Regions from separate parts of the Homo sapiens genome. Here region 2 is linked to region 1. A link is a loop called in an ENCODE intact Hi-C map of the cell type or tissue named here. Cell type or tissue: heart left ventricle. All regions are shown on one strand. Each heading gives the region's core, and the rest is flanking DNA. Links, peaks and the distances in the headings are about the cores only. Region 1 has its middle 30 kb from the start of MRPS11. Region 2 has its middle 24 kb from the start of DET1.

The links. Peaks named below come from ENCODE experiments on the same cell type or tissue, not always from the same donor. Only the 100,000 strongest peaks of a DNase experiment are listed, where the experiment ranks them.
Region 2: a loop joins it to region 1, with 14 times the contacts of the local background. A loop is called at or near these places in 6 of 110 quality-filtered maps.

The regions. Positions count from the first base shown.
Region 1 is chr15:88,493,971-88,502,300 of GRCh38, forward strand. It overlaps a transcript of DET1 not described here. Among named protein-coding and RNA genes, the nearest start is that of MRPS11, 30 kb to the left of the region's middle. RefSeq lists an enhancer at 2,709-3,209. In heart left ventricle, for the core only: no CTCF peak of the experiment used is centred there; a DNase peak (open chromatin) is centred at 3,325; H3K27ac peaks cover 1,411 bases.
Region 2 is chr15:88,566,931-88,575,260 of GRCh38, forward strand. No RefSeq gene overlaps it. Among named protein-coding and RNA genes, the nearest start is that of DET1, 24 kb to the left of the region's middle. RefSeq lists an enhancer at 1,500-1,999. In heart left ventricle, for the core only: no CTCF peak of the experiment used is centred there; DNase peaks (open chromatin) are centred at 4,381 and 4,821; H3K27ac peaks cover 1,309 bases.

The sequences.
Region 1 (8,330 bases), core at 221-8,220:
GCAGCTCTCCCCTGCAAACAGCAGCTGGTCAGGGCTGGGCTCCACGGCTGCCCATCTGCCGCCCCCTCTCCTAGATGCGAGGATGTCTCTAAGACAGGCCTTATCCCTCGGAGCATCTCATTCAGTTCCTTCTGGTTTGGATCTGTGGCTCAGATGGGGATTTTCCCTCCTTCCCACATGGCTGGCCACCTGCATGCAGTGTGAGTTCCAGATAAACCGTCTGTCCTTCCCTACCCCATACCCTTCCCCAGTGCCTCATGTAGCAGGGTAAAGATGACTGAGCTGCAGACCTAAGTCTTTTTTTTTTTTTTTTTTTTTTGAGACGGAGTCTCGCTCTGTTGCCCAGGCAGGAGTGCAGTGGCGGGATCTCCACTCACTGTAAGCTCCACCTCCCGGGTTCATGCCATTCTCCTGCCTCAGCCTCCTGAGTAGCTGGGACTACAGGCACCTGCCACCACACCCGGCTAATTTTTTTTTTTTTTTTTTTGTATTTTTAGTAGAGACGAGGTTTCACCATGTTTGCCAGGATGGTCTCGATCTCCTGACCTCATGATCCGCCCACCTCAGCCTCCCAAAGTGCTGGGATTACAGGCATGAGCCACCACGCCTGGCCTGAAGTCTAAGTTTGAATTCTGGCTCCAGCTTTGTGACTTTCAGAAGATTACTTACTTTCTCTGTGCCTGAATTCCTTATCTGTAAGATGAAGACAGTAACAATAGGCATTTCAGAGAGTTGAGTGGATCATAATTGACACACACAAAGAATTTTAGCACAGTGTCTGGTTCAAGTGCCCAAGAAGTGCTCACTGTTTTTAGCTCCCCTGCACTCCCCCTGGATGGGGCTTATAGATGCCTGCTTTAACTCAGGGCCTTCAGCTCCTCTGTTTGCACTCTAAGGAGGCCCAAAGGAATAGCTTTAGAACCCTCTTCAGAAAGTGTCCTGAAAACTATGAACGGACCTTAAGGATCTAGCGGCAAGACTATAAAATGAAAGGCCTGCACGCTAACTGTGACCCTGTCAGTGACTCCCTTGTCCTTGTTCTCTTACTGGTTTCCCAGTCTATGCAGTGGGAATCCTTTTGCCTAACCCTCATCACTCCAGCAGTAGAATAATTTTTTATGCTGTTTCCAGATGTGATCTGGAAAACTCAACCTTGGTACTAAAATACTAGTATCTGGGGGCTGCTGCCCTACAAAGGGAGCTCCCCCAGGATATCTGTGTTGCACAGCTGGCTCCAGAAGTCTGGCACAGGTGGGCTGATTGGCAGAGCCTCAGCAGCAATGCCCCTGTGAGGGAGGCTGGCCTTTGCTTCCAGTTAGAACTCAGAAAGTGTAGGACCACACAAACCCAGAAAGAGGTTCAAATGCTATGGGAACCAATCAAATGACAACGTCACTCAAAGGGTCTGAAAAATAGAACCATGGGGGTGAGCCCACTGAAGTCACTGTATGGGTGAACCAAGGCCCTGGACTGGAAACTGCTGGGAGCCTGTGAATTAGGTGGCCTCGGAGACCTTGCAAGCACTACTTCAGTGTGAGGTTGCAGTGTAAGTCTGCCTGCAGTTCTGTGCTACCTGCAGCACTGAGTGGCCACAGCCCAGCCACTCTTTTGTATTTTCTGAGGAAGGTGTGGAGAGAACACAGCCCTCCACCGTCTTCCTCTGCACTTCCACCCCCAAGCCAGAATCCTGTTGTCCTGTGGCTCACACAATATAAAAAACACACACCTAGAAGGTGTCTGCAGGCTGAGACAGGCCGATGTTGCCAGCACAGCAGGAGAATTGAGAGGTGGTAGCTTCCTATTTTCACTTCATCAATAAGCAGCAGCTGGAATGGAAGCCAGACCAAAGGCTGTCATCTCCTATAGTCTCTCCAGAAATGGAAAAAGCTAGTACTTTCTCACCATGGGTAGAATGACTTGAAAATGCCAAATTAACCCTTCAAACATGCACTTGTGCCCAGCCTGACTGAAGGAGAGGCTCTCTGGAGAGGGCAGCCTAGCCTGGCACTTGACAAGTGCTTTCTGTTGTGGATGGCTCACTACATATTAGACCCTGGCCAGACATGAAGTCTCTCATTTCATCCTCAAAACCACACTCAGCAGTCAGTATTATTATGCCTGTTTACAGATGAAGAAACTGAGGCTGAGACAATACAGCAGGGTCAGAGAGCTGAGGAAGCATGGAGTCAGAATTCTAGAGACCAAATCTTAGGCAACTCACCAGCCTCCCTCCCTTGGTGAGTGTGATGAATTCTGTCCCTCCGGCACTCTCCCTCTCTCGCTCCTACTCCCCTCCCCTCTGCTTCATCTGGGCATTGGGTCACAGAACTCCTCTGCCTCAGGTTTGCAGGGGTCCTCGCCTCCTTCACTATCCAACCTGGCCCCAAAGACAGCATGTGCTCATGACAACAGCTCAGGCTTCAGAATCAGACTCGATTCAAATCCTGATTTTACATCCACCATGTGTGTTATTTAGGGCAAGTCTCTGAGCCTCAATGTTCTCATCTGAAAACAGGAATATTATTGTCTCCTTCACAGAGCTGTCGTTTAGATTGACGGAAATGTCTGACGACTCCCTAGGACAGGTGCCCAGAGAGGGCAGCAATGCAGGCACGTGACAGTTCTCAACAGAAGCTTCGGAAGCAGAGACCACGCAAGCTCAAATCCTAACTCTTCCACTCAGTAACTGAGGGCTGGTAACTGAGCGGTCCGGAAACACCTCTTGATTTACTTCATGGGGTTGCTGTGAGGATTTCAGCAGTTAATACAGTGAGAACACCATGCTTGGCACACAGTTACTGCTCAAAACACTCCCCTGGGTGACTCGGTGGCTCTCATGATACCAGTTGCATGCTCTGCCTCTGGCTCCTCAAGCTTGATCTCCAGTCTCAAGGTCTGGCTCTCCAGGTTCATTACCTGCCTCTCCCATGCATGTTCCCACTGGCTATCTTCTCATGAGCACCACAAACCGTGTCCGGCATCTCTCCTTCCCAACTGGCCTCTTCGTGGCTCCCCAGTCTTGGCTGGGCACCATCTTCCCCCACCTGCTGACTCATCCCTGACTTTGTCCTTCCCTTGGTCGCCCGTGTACAACTGCTCACTCTCTATATCATGCCCATCCATCGCATCCTCCCCATCCCTTGACCACTGCCAACCCACCAGCACTCCTGACCATCCACCCTGGGGCACAGGGCACTGAGGCCTGGTCAGGTGTAGAGGGGACGGTACCCTAGGCTGGGACAGGCCACGTGCGATAGTGCCCAGCACACTGAGAGCTCCGTCTGAGAGGCAGCAGCTTGGACGGAAGCTGAGATCTCTGCCAGCCAGGTTGTCCAACAATAGCTGTCCCTGATTGAGCACTGACTGTGCCAGCACTGTGCCAAGCCTCCGCTGATATTATCAAGTCCAGCTGCCAGTTATAAGAAGCTAGTGAGGGTGGGAGAAGCAGGAACAAAGTGGGCAGAGGAAGCAGTAAGAACGCAGGCTGAATGCAAACAGCAGAGGCCGAACTTAGGGCAGTTTCTGCACCTCTGAAAGTCTGTTCCTCCCTTTCATCAGGTCTCCCTTGCCTACAGGGTGGGAGGGAGGAGTTCAGGAGTCTCCTACGCATAGATGATTTACTTCCTATGTGACTGTAAAGGCCTCTTTTCTAGACCTCCCTGCTTCCTGCATCAAATCCATTCTGTAGCCAGGGTAATCTGAAAACACAAATCTGACAAATGGCTTCACCAATTAAACTCTTCAAGGACTCTCTAAACGCAAAAGCTCAGAAGGCTGACAAGGCTCTTCACGATCTGCTCCCCACTGCCTCCCTGGCCACCCCAATGGGGGCACTTAGCTTTAAGCAAGGTTTTGTTTGCTGGTCCCCAAGCATGCCAAACTCTGTCGTGCCTCCATGCGTCTGTACCTCACTGCCTCTGGCTGGAACACCCTTCTCTTCCCATTCCTCCACCTCTCCCCTGTTGTCATCAGGCTAACTCCTCTCATCCTTCAGAATTTTCACCTCAGGTGATATCTTTGCCAGAAGCCTTCCTCAACCCCCCAGTCTAGGTCAGATACCCAAGGTCTCTGTGCTCCCCCAAACCTTGTGCAACTGTCACCTAATTTCAGTGAATCCCCCCAGCCCATTTACTTGTCTGTCTCTGAACCTGGTCCATAAGCTCAGGGAGTCCAAAGACCACACTGTATTGATCTTTTTAGCCTAGTGCCTAGCTCAGGGCCAGATACTCAAAAGAAACTCAATAAATGTTTGTGGAATGAATGAATAAATACGAGGTGGCCCCTGCAGACACAGCCATGCTCACCATTGTGGCTAGAGAAGGACACAGGAATCTCACACTCAAACAGGGTTGAAGGAGTGAGGAGGGGACTGTGTAAGCTGGAGAGCACACATGCTCAGTCTAAAGGGGGCCCCGATTATTGGCATGTGGGACTGTTAGGCTTCCTGACAGCAACATGAAAAAGCAGGATATTCTTTAAAACTTCAAAACTGCAAACATACCAAATAAAGCATGTCAGTGTGCAGCACCTCATCTCAAGGCCTCCAGTTTGCAACCTCTGCAGAAGCACTTGGGAGGAACCAGCCTGGTCTGAAGTCTAGTCTCTGAGCAGCCATCTCTCAAACCTGGTGAGGAAGGCAAGTTCAGACTCACAGTGGTGGCTGCTTTGGATATCTGCCATCACACTCTCTCTTTCCAAGGGCCCTAGTTAGCCAGTTAGCCAGTCACCTAGGATGAGGCTGAAGCTCCCCTTGCTCCTCTTGCACAAGGTGGTGTGGTGTCAGGGCCTCCGATACCCGCCCTCCCTAGTCCATCCTGAAAGGCAGGCCTCCCAACTGGGGCTGAGGTCATTCCCTCTTCCTCAAAGTCTCTCAGCTGTACCTTAAAATCCCAGTGGACTTTTCCAGGCCATGTTGCTCTGTCTGTGTTATAGCTGGTCACATTCTGTCTGCTCTAATCATGAACCTGAAGGAGAGGAGTGGTGGAGCTCCTGAACCGCTAGTAGGCAGTTCAAGGATCAAGAGGTTCAGTACCACAGCTGGCAGGAATAACAAGTTCAGACCACCCTCTTCTGAAGAATTAGCCCCAGACCCAAGGACACCCCTGCCTCCACCCCAGGCTATGACAGCAGGTGAACTGGCCACCCCCTCGTCTGGAGAGAAAGGGCCCTAGAGCAATCATGTGAGTACTTCATGTTGCTAGGGAGCAACAGGCAGCAGCTGGCTGAGAAATAAGTCGTGTCCTTGGGAAAGCATGTTCCTGGCCACTAATTAAATGCTGCTGCACCATCTCCTCCTTCAGGGAGCTATAGAAATGTGCTGAATTAATGCAGATGGGAGCAGCTGGTTCACAAGCCTGCTAAGCCTCCTCCTGTCTCTGCGCAAAGGAAAGGCTCAGGGGGCAGGAATGAAATTGCTAAACCCCTGGGAGGCTGGTAAAGAAAATCTGGCCTCAGACTACTCAGTTCAACTAGCCCACAGAGTGTCTACCTAATACCACCTCTACTGCTGCAGGTGAATTCATCTGTTAAATACTTTTAAGAAAATCTCATTAAATGCCACTTCTGGGTATATGCCCAAAATAATTGAAAGCAGGCTCTCCAAGAGATAGTTACACATCTATTGTTCATCACAGCACTATTCACAAGAGCCAAGAGGTGGAAGCAACCCAAGTGTCTATTGATGGGTGAATGGATAAACAAAAGGTGGTATCTACCCACAATGGAGTATTATTCAGCCTTAAAAAGGAAGGAAATTCTGACACACGCTACAACATGCATGAACTTTGAAGACATGATGCTAAGTGAAATAAGCCAGTCACAAAAGGACAGATACTAGTGTTCCACTTATATGATTACTAGAGTAATCAAATTCATAGAGACAGAAAGTAGAATGGCGGCTGCCAGGGTCTGTGGGGAGGGAGAACAGGGAGTTGTTGTTTAATGCGTATGGAGTTTCAGCTTCGCAAGATGAAAGTTCTGGAGACTGGTTGCATAACCACCTGAATGTACTTAGCACTACTGAACTCGCAGTGGTATTACACTTGGAAATAGTTACAATGATAAATTTTATGTTTTTTTACTGCAATGAAAAAGATTTTCTTAATTCATGTTCACAGTGAAAAAAAATTACAAAGATAAAGGGAAATGTCTATCTTCCCTCACTTCCATGCCCACTTCCCAGAGAAAACCATTAATAGTCTTCTGCATCCTTTCAAAAGCATTCTATGACTCTACAAGCATGTATGTATTTATATGCAGACTGACTTTAAGTTCAGCACGGTTTAGTTTTTTCTTTACACGAAAAATAGCATCATGCTAAACACAGTTCAACTAATGTCTCAGAGAGCTTTCCAAATCAGTATGTACAAATTTGCCTCATTACTTCTAACAGCTCTATCAGATCCCATTGTATGGCTGTCTGACGATGTATGTAGTCTGTTTTCTACCGATGCACATTTAACAGTTCCCACTTTTTCATAAAAAGTTGCAATGAACATATGTCTTGTTCACATACACAAATGTTTTGCCCTGACACATTTATCATTTTTTTCTTCTGATACCTTTGGTATTGACACATAGAGTTAGAATTTAACTGGGTTAAAAGTTATATGCATTTTTTAACATATTGCTTTTTTGTCTTTCAAGAAATCTGAACCAACTTACTCTCCCACCAACAGTGGGTGAGCACCCTACATCCTTGTCAATACTAGGTCATCAAACATCTTTAACCCTTGCTAATCTGATGGGTGAAAAATAAATATTATAAACAATTGTCATGTGGTTGTTGACCATGTTTATTTATTTTTTTCTGGGAACACTCTGCTAATAACATAGTCCATTTTTTCTTTTGTAGTGTTCATATTTTTATTAGATATTTATAGGATGTTTTGTAGTAAGGAAATCAATCCTTTGCTAAAGGTGTTGTCGTTTGACTTTGTTTTGTTTTTGCTTTTTTGCCACGCATAAATTTTCATTTGTGGGATTTTTATGGGACTTTTCCCCCCTAGAAGGGGCTTTCTCACTGCAAAATTATAAACAGAAACCCAGAAGACAATGGCACCCCGGCTATCACAAGTCCATTTTGCATACTTGTTTTTCTCTGACCTTGGTCCCTGTTGCTTGCCTCTCCCTGAGTCCTTCCAGCATGAGAGACACAGAAATGTTCCTGCATCTGGCTCCAGATTTCTCCATTCTGCCTTTTTAGGAAACTCAATATTTTTCTAACATGTTTCTTAACCTTCTAAAATGTATCCCCTCATTTGATAACTAGGTAAACCTCATGTTCTTCTAAGATTTTGAGGGGATGTACCCCAGTTATGAATCACTGCCTTCTGCATAACCTCATCAGACAAGATTGCTTTTCAAACTCTCTGAGGTTTGTAATATGAAAATGTATGCATTTTGCATTTTCCCAATAAAATTCCCAATAAAAAATGTACTGAGGTTTTTTTGTTTGTTTGTTTGTTTGTTTTTTTGAGACAGAGTTTCACTTTTGTTGCCCAAGCTGGAGTGCAATGGCGCGATCTCAGCTCACTGCAACCTCTGCCTCCCAGGTTCAAGCAATTCTCCTGCCTTAGCCTCCCAAGTAGCTGGGATTATAGGCGTGTGCCACCACGCCCAGCTAATTTTTTGTACTTTTAGTACAAACGGGATTTCACCATGTTAGCCAGACTGGTCTTGAACTCCTGACCTCAGGTGATCTGCCCACCATGGCCTCCTAAAGTGCTAGGATTACAGGCATGAGCCACCACACCTGGCCTATTTTTTTTTTTTTTTCCCGAAGTATATCCCTTTCAGGATTCTGACATGGCTACTATATCAATCTCATGCTGAACCTACCCTGAGGGTTGACAATCACTTTTCAGATAAACATTTTTAAAAAATTGTTTTAGCCAGAATGACATTTAAAAGAGAAGATCTGAAAGGAAAACAAGCTAGAGTCCATTTGTTTTTGTTGTTGTTGCTTTTTATTTCAGCAGCTTTTGGGGTAGCAGTGGTTTTGGTTACATGCATGAACTGTGGTGAAGGCTGAGATTTTAGTGCATCTATCACTGGAGTAGTATACACTGTACACAATATGTAGATTTTTATCCCTCACCTCCTCTAATCCTGCCCCTTCCAAGTCCATCATATCACACTGAATGATAGAGGCAATTTATTTTGAGTAATACATCCCTCCTTAAGACAGATTTCAAACTTTGTAACCCCCAACAGAAACTTTTAAAGACTAGGGCAAATAACCCCCAACAGAAACTTTTAAAGACTAGGGCAAAGAGACTGAATCTAAAGATTACCTTTCATTCACTTTTTCATTCCGGTTCAGAATATTC
Region 2 (8,330 bases), core at 220-8,219, 73 kb after region 1:
TGTGCTGAGAATAAAATCTGTGTTAAATAAGTAGTTTTTGATTGTCTAGTGCTAGCACATATTAAAGACCTAACAAGTATTTGTTGGATGAATGAAATAAGCCAGTCCTGAAACCTGGTCCTTACCTCCTAGATCTGCCTGAGATATGGGGTTGGAGGAGGGTCTTTGGAGAGGAACGAGAAGGAGGAAGCACATCAAAACCTTCTTTCCAGAGGGAGTAGCTGCTTGGACCATAGAGCAAAGCCCTGTGAAGCATTTTCCTTAAACTGGAGGCCCCTGGGTTGCCATAGGGCCTCCACTCTCTGGTTTCTGCTCTCAGGGGCAGGACAGGGGAGCACGGCTGAGGTGTGAGTGGCCAGGGCAGGGGTGCAGGCAGAGCTCCAGTCCCAGAAAATGACTGCTCATGTCGTTCGCTGGGAGTGTAAAGAAGAGGCTGGGGGCTGAAGAGGCAAAGCCCAGGGAATATAAGAAAATCTTAGCTGCAGGGAAAAGCGCTCTTCTTCGCAATGAAGGCAATGAAATTAGAGGTAATTGCAAGACACGGAGATTCGATAAAACCTAGGGAGGCGATCAGGTAAGGGGGGCTGGAACTAGCTTGGGAGATGGAACAGCTGTTCCTCCCCTCCAGCGCCACTGGTAATAGCCCCTGTGTTGTTAGAATTGAACAAACAGTCCTTCCTGGCCCCAACCAGCGATGCCCTGTAATGGGGGCAGCTGGAGCAGCCAGAGGAGTGGGGGTAGCTTGCCCACCTATGAGACACAAGCTTTCCCCCGAGACACCACACTGTGCTGGGGTCTGGAAGCCCAAGAATGGTAGAGCTTGGACCTGCTGTAAGGGCAGAAGGCTAATGGGGATGACTACCATAGGACTGACCTCCCTTTCACCTGCAGGCCACAGGCCACCAGAGGCCCTAGGAGGAGCTAGGGCATGCCCTCCTTCCCTGTCCCCCTGTGTCCTTCCTTTCACTTGCTGAGGATACAGTGGTGAGTAATTCACACCATGAAACAGAATGAAATGTGGAAAGTGCTGGTTAGGAAGCACAAGGCCACGTGGACGCATACAGCAGGTGACAGCCCAGCCCAGGTGCTCCTCAGTTTGGGAAAGTCTTTAAGAAGAAGGGGTCTTTAGTGGGGCCTGATGCATGGCTCTGGGGAGAGGAGTCAGTAGGAGGGGATGGTAGCTGAGAAAGCACAAGCACCTTCTGGAAGATGCATTGCACTTCAGAGGCAAGATTTTCTTTCTTTTCTATTTTTTTAAAATTTCTTACTCTAATCTCATGACAGATTAGGGAGGCAGGTTTTGAAGAAGGTTGCTGATGAGATAGAAAAGCAACCTGAGGAGATGCGGTGCGAAGAGTGACCATGATGAAATTAGCACAATGGCTTTGGGAACTGGTGATCCTGGGCTCTACCTGGTTGGCCCTGACCATGGGAGCCCTGGGCCTGGAGCTGCCCTTGTCCTGCTGGGAGGTCCTGTGGTGACTGCCCGCCTACTTGCTGGTATCCTCCAGGTGCTATGCCCTGGGCACTGTGGGTTATGGAGCGGCCACGTTGCCTGATAGCAAGGACACCATACATGAGCTGCATAATCAGAACCAGGAGCCCAAAGCTGACTCAGCCCACAGACACCCTACCCTCATTCCTGCGCAGACAGCCCTCTCTCCCATTCCCCATTAAAGAGCAAGTTTATTTTCTAATAAAAGAGAGAAACGAAAAGAAGAAAAGAAAAGAAAAGCAACTTTGGGGGGAAGGACTATTACACTGAAAGGAATTACAGTGTCAATGCTTAGGACTATTACACTATTACGCTTAGGGGAAGGACTATTACACTGAAAGGAATTACAGTGTCATGCCATCGCAATTAACATGTCCCACAGCGAGGAATAGCTCAGAAACTCCACGAAGGCCCTCAGGGGACATTAAGCAGCAGCCAAAGCCAATGGTGATGAAAACCAAGGCATAATATTTTATAAGTTTATGATGAAATAAGTGCCAGAGTAGAACCCAAACTGGACAGATACCAAAAGAACAAGACTGTGTCCTTTGCAAGAACGTGGATGGAGTTGGAGGCCACGATCCTCAGCAAACTAACGCAGGAACAGAAAACCAACCGCATGTTCTCACTTATAAGTGGGAGCTAAATAATGAGAACCGATGGGCACAAAGAGGGGAACAGCAGACACTTGGGCCTACTTGGAGGTGCAGGGTGAGAGGAGGGAGAGGATCAGGAAAAATAACAATCAGGTACTATGCTTAGTGCCTGGGAGAGGGAATAATCTGTACAATACAGCCCTGTGACACAAGTTTACCTACATAACGAACCTGCACATGTATCCCTGAACCTAAAATAAAAATTGAAAACAATAAATAAATAAATACAATATGTCAACAAGAACATATGGGAAGAACCATGCCCAAAATGAAATAGTACAAAATGGTCATGCTTGGGTAAGGGATTGTGGCTGATGTTTCTTTTGTTGCTTGTTTAAACAAATTGTTTTTCTTTGTTTGTTTGTTTGTTTTTCTTTGAGACGGTCTCACTCCGTTGCCTAGGCTGGAGTGCAGTGGCGCAATCTTGGCTCACTGCAACCTCTGCCTCCTGGGTTCAAGCAATTCTCCTGCCCCAGCCTACTGAGTAGCTAGGACTATGGGTACCCACCACCATGCCTGGCTAATTTTTGTATTTTTTAGTAGAGACGAGTTATGATCTCACCACTGTACTCTAGCCTGGGTAACAGAGCAAGACCCTGTCTTTAAAAAATAAATTTAAAAATTAAAAAAAATGTAAAATTTAAAACATGAATAACAGCAAAAAATGGTAGGTTTAGAAAAATGTTGTTTTCAAGCTGCTTGTTATTTCCCTTCTCCCTCAAAACAAGGTCATTCATGGCCGTTGTCAGTGAAAACAAATTATGTTTCCTTCATTCTGCAGCCCAGAGACATTGTGTTCTGCTCAACTCAATCCAGCTCAGTAAGGTCTTTATGTGAACATCTTCCCTGCGAAGGTCACCTGCCTAAATGCTAGGGCTGTGGGGTGAGGGAAGGAGACACAAGCAAAAACAAGGGGAGCCCTTGTCTTCAGATTGACTGGAATATAAGGATGAGGAAGGGAATTAGGTTAGAAAGAAAGATGTAGGAATCTTTAGAAGAGTCTCTATGCTAGGACTTGCTCTGCAGGTAGTGAAAAGTGAGGGTGTGATAGGATTAGAGTTGGTTCTTAGGAAGATCATTCCAGGAGCAGTGGGAGGACAGGCAAGAAGAGTGGAGTCAGGAAGGTGAGAGAGCCCACAGACTGGCCCATGCTTCCAGGGGAGGAGAGCAAGGCTGGGGAAGGACAGCAGTAAGTGCAGCCAAGGAGCCCCCTCTTATTGGCCAGCAGGCTTCTCTTAAGTGTGGCAGGCAGGGAACAGGCTAACTCACCCTGTCTTCATGCCTGAAAGAAGAATGCACCCTAGGGCAGTGGTTCCCAACCTTGGCTGCCCAGTGGGCTCAACTGAGGAGCTTTAAAAATACTAGGTCCTGGGTCCCATCCCCAGATAGTCTAATTTAATAGATTTGGGGTATTTTGGAGCTTTCAGAGGATTCTAATGTGTGATCAAGTTTGAGAGCCACTGCTTTAGAGCACCATCAAACACACGAGGAGTCCACGCTCCTGGTCCCCAGGCAAGATCTCATGCTTCTGCCTAGAAGAGATGCTGAGCAGCTGGTCACTCTTTTTATTGGGCTCTGAATTTGAAGCTTTTCTGGGGATGTGACAACTATGTCCTCTGCAGCATTGAGAGCACTCAGCTACTTTGGCTCAGTACTACTGATGGCGTTCTGCCTTCTGATCTCTCCTCCTGTGTTCCTCATCACTATGTGTCCACTTCCTTCTGTATGTCCATGCCTTTACCATGCAATTTTGGGAGGGGCAGGAAGAAACCACATGTGTTCAGGGTAACATCTTGACCTGGAAACTCCTTTCTGTCTTTTATGGGAACAGGGGTGCCGGGGAGATTCTGGGCCTTGGGGACATCCAGTCTTCCTAGTCCTCAATGGCTGAATACAGGAAAAAGACATCATTTTAGGTATATTTATAAAGCAGCTGAGCTCTGTCTCAAGATGGCTAGGATGAGCATTTGGAATAAAAAGTTGATATTTGCGATATGTAACCAATACCCGCAGTAATTAGGCATGAAGTTTGGCCACCTCTTCTATGGGTGAGGCCACCCAGAGTTATTCTTGTCTTTCCTCCACCCCATTGAGCATCTCCGATGTGACAAAACTAAAATGCTAGAGGCCTGGGTCCAGCACATGAGGCCAGAAAAGAGTGTAGGTACCTGGGAATGTCAGTGCCATTCAGTGTGACCACAGTAAGGGCAATCACCCGGGCAGCTCTCCCAGGAATCTGTCCTTGTGGCCAGCCAGTGGGGTGACTTTCCAGAGTCCATTCCCCTGCCAGTCTATAAGTGGCAAGCTTGGGAGACAGACAGCCAAGGTCCTTTTAGGGATGTGGCTAGCAACCTCTGCCAGAAACCTAGCATGGGTCAGAGGGATAGTCAGCTGCTGTGAACCACTAGATGCCCTGTCACCAACATGGGGCAAGTTGAAGAGGTAGGAAGAGGGAAGGGAGCAGTGGGGACGCCTTCCCCTGCCACTTTCACAAATCATTACTATCTGCTGGGGGCTGGGCCCCACAGTGCATCTGATAAGGTTGTTAAGTCAGCCGGAACACCTGCCCGGCCATCTGGCACTTTTATCCTCTAGACCGGGCCACACAGGCCTCTTTGCCCACCTCCTCAAAGGCAGTGGGCTGCAGGGGTCCCAGGACACCTGCTGGGGAGAATGAGTGTCCCCCAGCCACCCCACCGCCAAGCCCCAGGTGCTGCAAGGCAGCATTCTGGGTCCTCAGGTAACACTTCAGAAATCCTTCTTTATTTTTTTGAGAGATGGCTCCCTAGCAGCAATGTAGCAGGGGTGGGGGCCCCCGCTAAGGCTGCCTGGAGTTTAAACACAGGTTGATTCTGACCTCACTGAGATAACAGAGCAATGTAGTAGTGAGGCTGGAACAGGGAGAATTTAACCACGGCTTTTTCTTCTCTTCATATCAGACTAAATTGGAGCAGCAGCCCAGGGATCATTAATCATCTCAAATGCTGGGCTTCAGAATCTTATCTCCAGTATAATCACCTCATCCCCTCTTCTGGGCTCTGGAAACCATAGCATTTGAGGAGAAAGCACAGTACCTATGTTAGCAGATCTTGTTAGGCGCTATCTAGCAGCACGTGACCCGTTAATGTATATGTTTAGCTGTTCCAATTGAGTTCTGATTTGTGTTAAGAAAAACACAACTGGGGTTGCTGGAAATGTTCTGTATCCTGGCCCAGATGATGGTTATACATTTATAAAACACCATCAAGCTCTACACTTAAGTGTCCTTTATCCATGTTCTCTCTGTCTCTCTCGCTATCTCTTCCTTATCCTTCTATTAATAAGTTTTTTGAAGAAAAATAGGCCGTGTGCAGTGGCTCACGCCTGTAATCACAGCACTTTGGGAGGCCGAGGCAGGTGGATCTCCTGATGTCAGGAGTTTGAGACTAGGCTGGCCAACATGGTGAAACCCCGTCTCTACTAAAAATACAAAAAATTAGCCAAGTGTGGTGGAGCATGCCTGTAATCTCAGCTACTTCGGAGGCTGAGGCAGGAGAATTGCTTGAACCCGGCAGGTAGAGGTTGCAGTTAGCCGAGATCGTGCCATTGCACTCCAGCCTGGGCAACAGAGCGAGACTCTGTCTCAAAAATAAATAAATAAATCTATTTTTTAAAAACAAAAGGCACAATTGAGTGATACTAAACTCTCAAAAGTAGCAACACCACCCTTGCAACCAAGGGGCCTAGGCTGTGTGTGCGTCACTGTAACCTTAGTGGCTGGATCTCTGGCTGCTCAGGGCAAGGCAGTAGAAGGGGGAAAAGAGGTGGAATTTGGAGGAAAGCACATCTGTATTTGCATCTTGACCCTGCCATTTTCTATGTCACTGTGGACGAGTCATTTGGCCTCTCTGCTCCCCAGTTTCCTCACCTGCAAAGTGGGGATGATATTGCCTGTCTTACTGGTTGTTGCGATTAAGATGATTAAATGGCAACATCTGGCACATTGAAGGCACACACCAAATGGCAGTGCTCATTACCATGTAATAGCTGGCTTCTCCTGCTTCCCCTGTCCTCACCTTACCCTGTCACACCTAGCACCTGAAATAAACTTTGATGTTGCCTGGCACCCTGTCCTCTCCCTTCACCTCCCCTCACCCACCCCAGGATTTCCGCTCCTCATTTCTTTTTATTTTTTTTGAGACAGAGTCTTGCTCTGTCACCCAGGCTGGGGTGCGGTGGTGCAACCTCAGCTCACTGCAACCTCCGCCTCCTGGGTTCAAGCGATTCTCCTGCCTCAGCCTCCCGAGTAGCTGGGATTACAGGTGCCCACCACCATGCCTGGCTAATTTTTTGTATTTTTAGTAGAGATGGGGTTTCACCATGTTGGCCAGGCTGACCTCAAACTCCTGACCTCAGGTGATCCGCCCGCCTTGGCCTCCCAAAGTGCTGGGATTACAGGCGTGAGATACCACACCCGGCCAGCCTTGGCTCCTCATTTCAACTGCAGAAGTCCTGCTTATATGACTTGGCCTGACCCATGCAGGTGCTGCCACCCACTGCAGCAAGAGTAGGTCACTCCTTTCTAACATCCATCCTTTGAGATCATCCCAACCCTGACTCTGTGGTCAGTGCCCTCAGCAGCAGCATGGCCCCAACTGTACCTGTGGGCTCAGGAGACACTGGGTTGGAATTCCCATGGTGCATGCAAAGGACATCAACAGCTACTCAACACTTGCCACTGGGGACCAGGGAGTGGTGGTTCCTTAGAGCAGAGGGTATGGGTGGGTGCTATGGTCTGAATGTTTGTGTCCCCTCCAAAATGTATGTGTTGAAATCTAATCCCCAATGTGAAGGTAGGAGGTGAAGCCTTTGGGAGGTGATTAGGTCATGGAGGTGGAGCCCTCATGAATGAGATTAGTGCCCTTATAACGGAGGCCTCAGAGAGCTGCTATGCCTCTTCCACCATGTGAGGACACAGCTAGAAGGCTCCATTTATGAACCAGAAATTGAGCCCTCACCAGACACTGGATCTGCCAACACCTTGACTTTGGACTTCCAGCCTCCAGAACTGTGAGAAATCAGTTTCTATTATGTATAAGCTACCCAGCTTATGGTGTTTTGTTATAGCAGCCTGAACTATGACAGTGGGGCAGACCCAGTGCTATTTGTGTCCACTCAGGAATGCAGACCAGTCCAAGGTGAGGTGTTCCAGAGCCTGTCTGTGCTGGGTGGACACATCAGAGGCATGAGACTCACCCATGCACACCCTTTTCCAGCATGCATGCCTGTACTGCAGTGAATTTACTTTCCTTTATGAACCACCTACATTTGCAAAATCACTCCTTCCTAATGAGCCCACGTTTGCTTCCCTCTCATGCCAACCAGAAGCAGTCTAATCCCTTTTCTACACTCTCAGCATCCAAATATTTGAAGATATTCGTGTCCCTTGTCCTCGAAGGGAGCCTCGTGCAGGTTAAAGATCCCCTGTTCCTTCAATGGTAGCTCAGACATCAGCCTGAAAAGCAGCTCCTTGCTGTGGGCCCTGCACCATTTTCATCACGGAGGTGGCAAGAGATGAAATGACGATTTTGTCAGTGGGCGATTTTCAGACACAGACCCTTAGGAAAGCATGGCTATTATCACAGCAGCTCCCAAGTGCCCACAACAGGCCCTCCTCTGTGCACTTCACACCCTTTTACCATCCTGCACCAGCCCCCACTCCCCTCTCCGATTGATTCCCGGTTCACACTAATTAGGCTTTGCTTGGACTGTAACAGGAACGAGAGCTTTGCCATTTTCTTTAAGGAAGCCATGTGAAAGGCTGACCTGCTGGTGGTTGCCAGGCAACCCTGATGATCCTACAGGAGAGACAAACTCGAGAGCGACAGGGCAAGAAAGCCTAGTTAGCAGCTATTGAATATGATCTCTGCTGCACCAAGAGGTGTGAGAAAGTTCTAGTCAGATGTCTTTTTAAAGGGAGTGCGCATGTGTGTGCATTCGTGTGTGTGTGTCTGTGTGTTGGAGAGGCATAGTCAAAGGGAGCTGGGAAAGAATAAAGTAGTGTTATTATTTCAGGTAGAATAATAATAACATACTGTGGCAGGAAAATATATTGAAATATTATACTTTATCTGTTTGCCTTTAGTTTTCCCTCCTGCCCCCTCAATTCTAGTTGCTGGGCAGAAGTTGCCCTTCCTCAC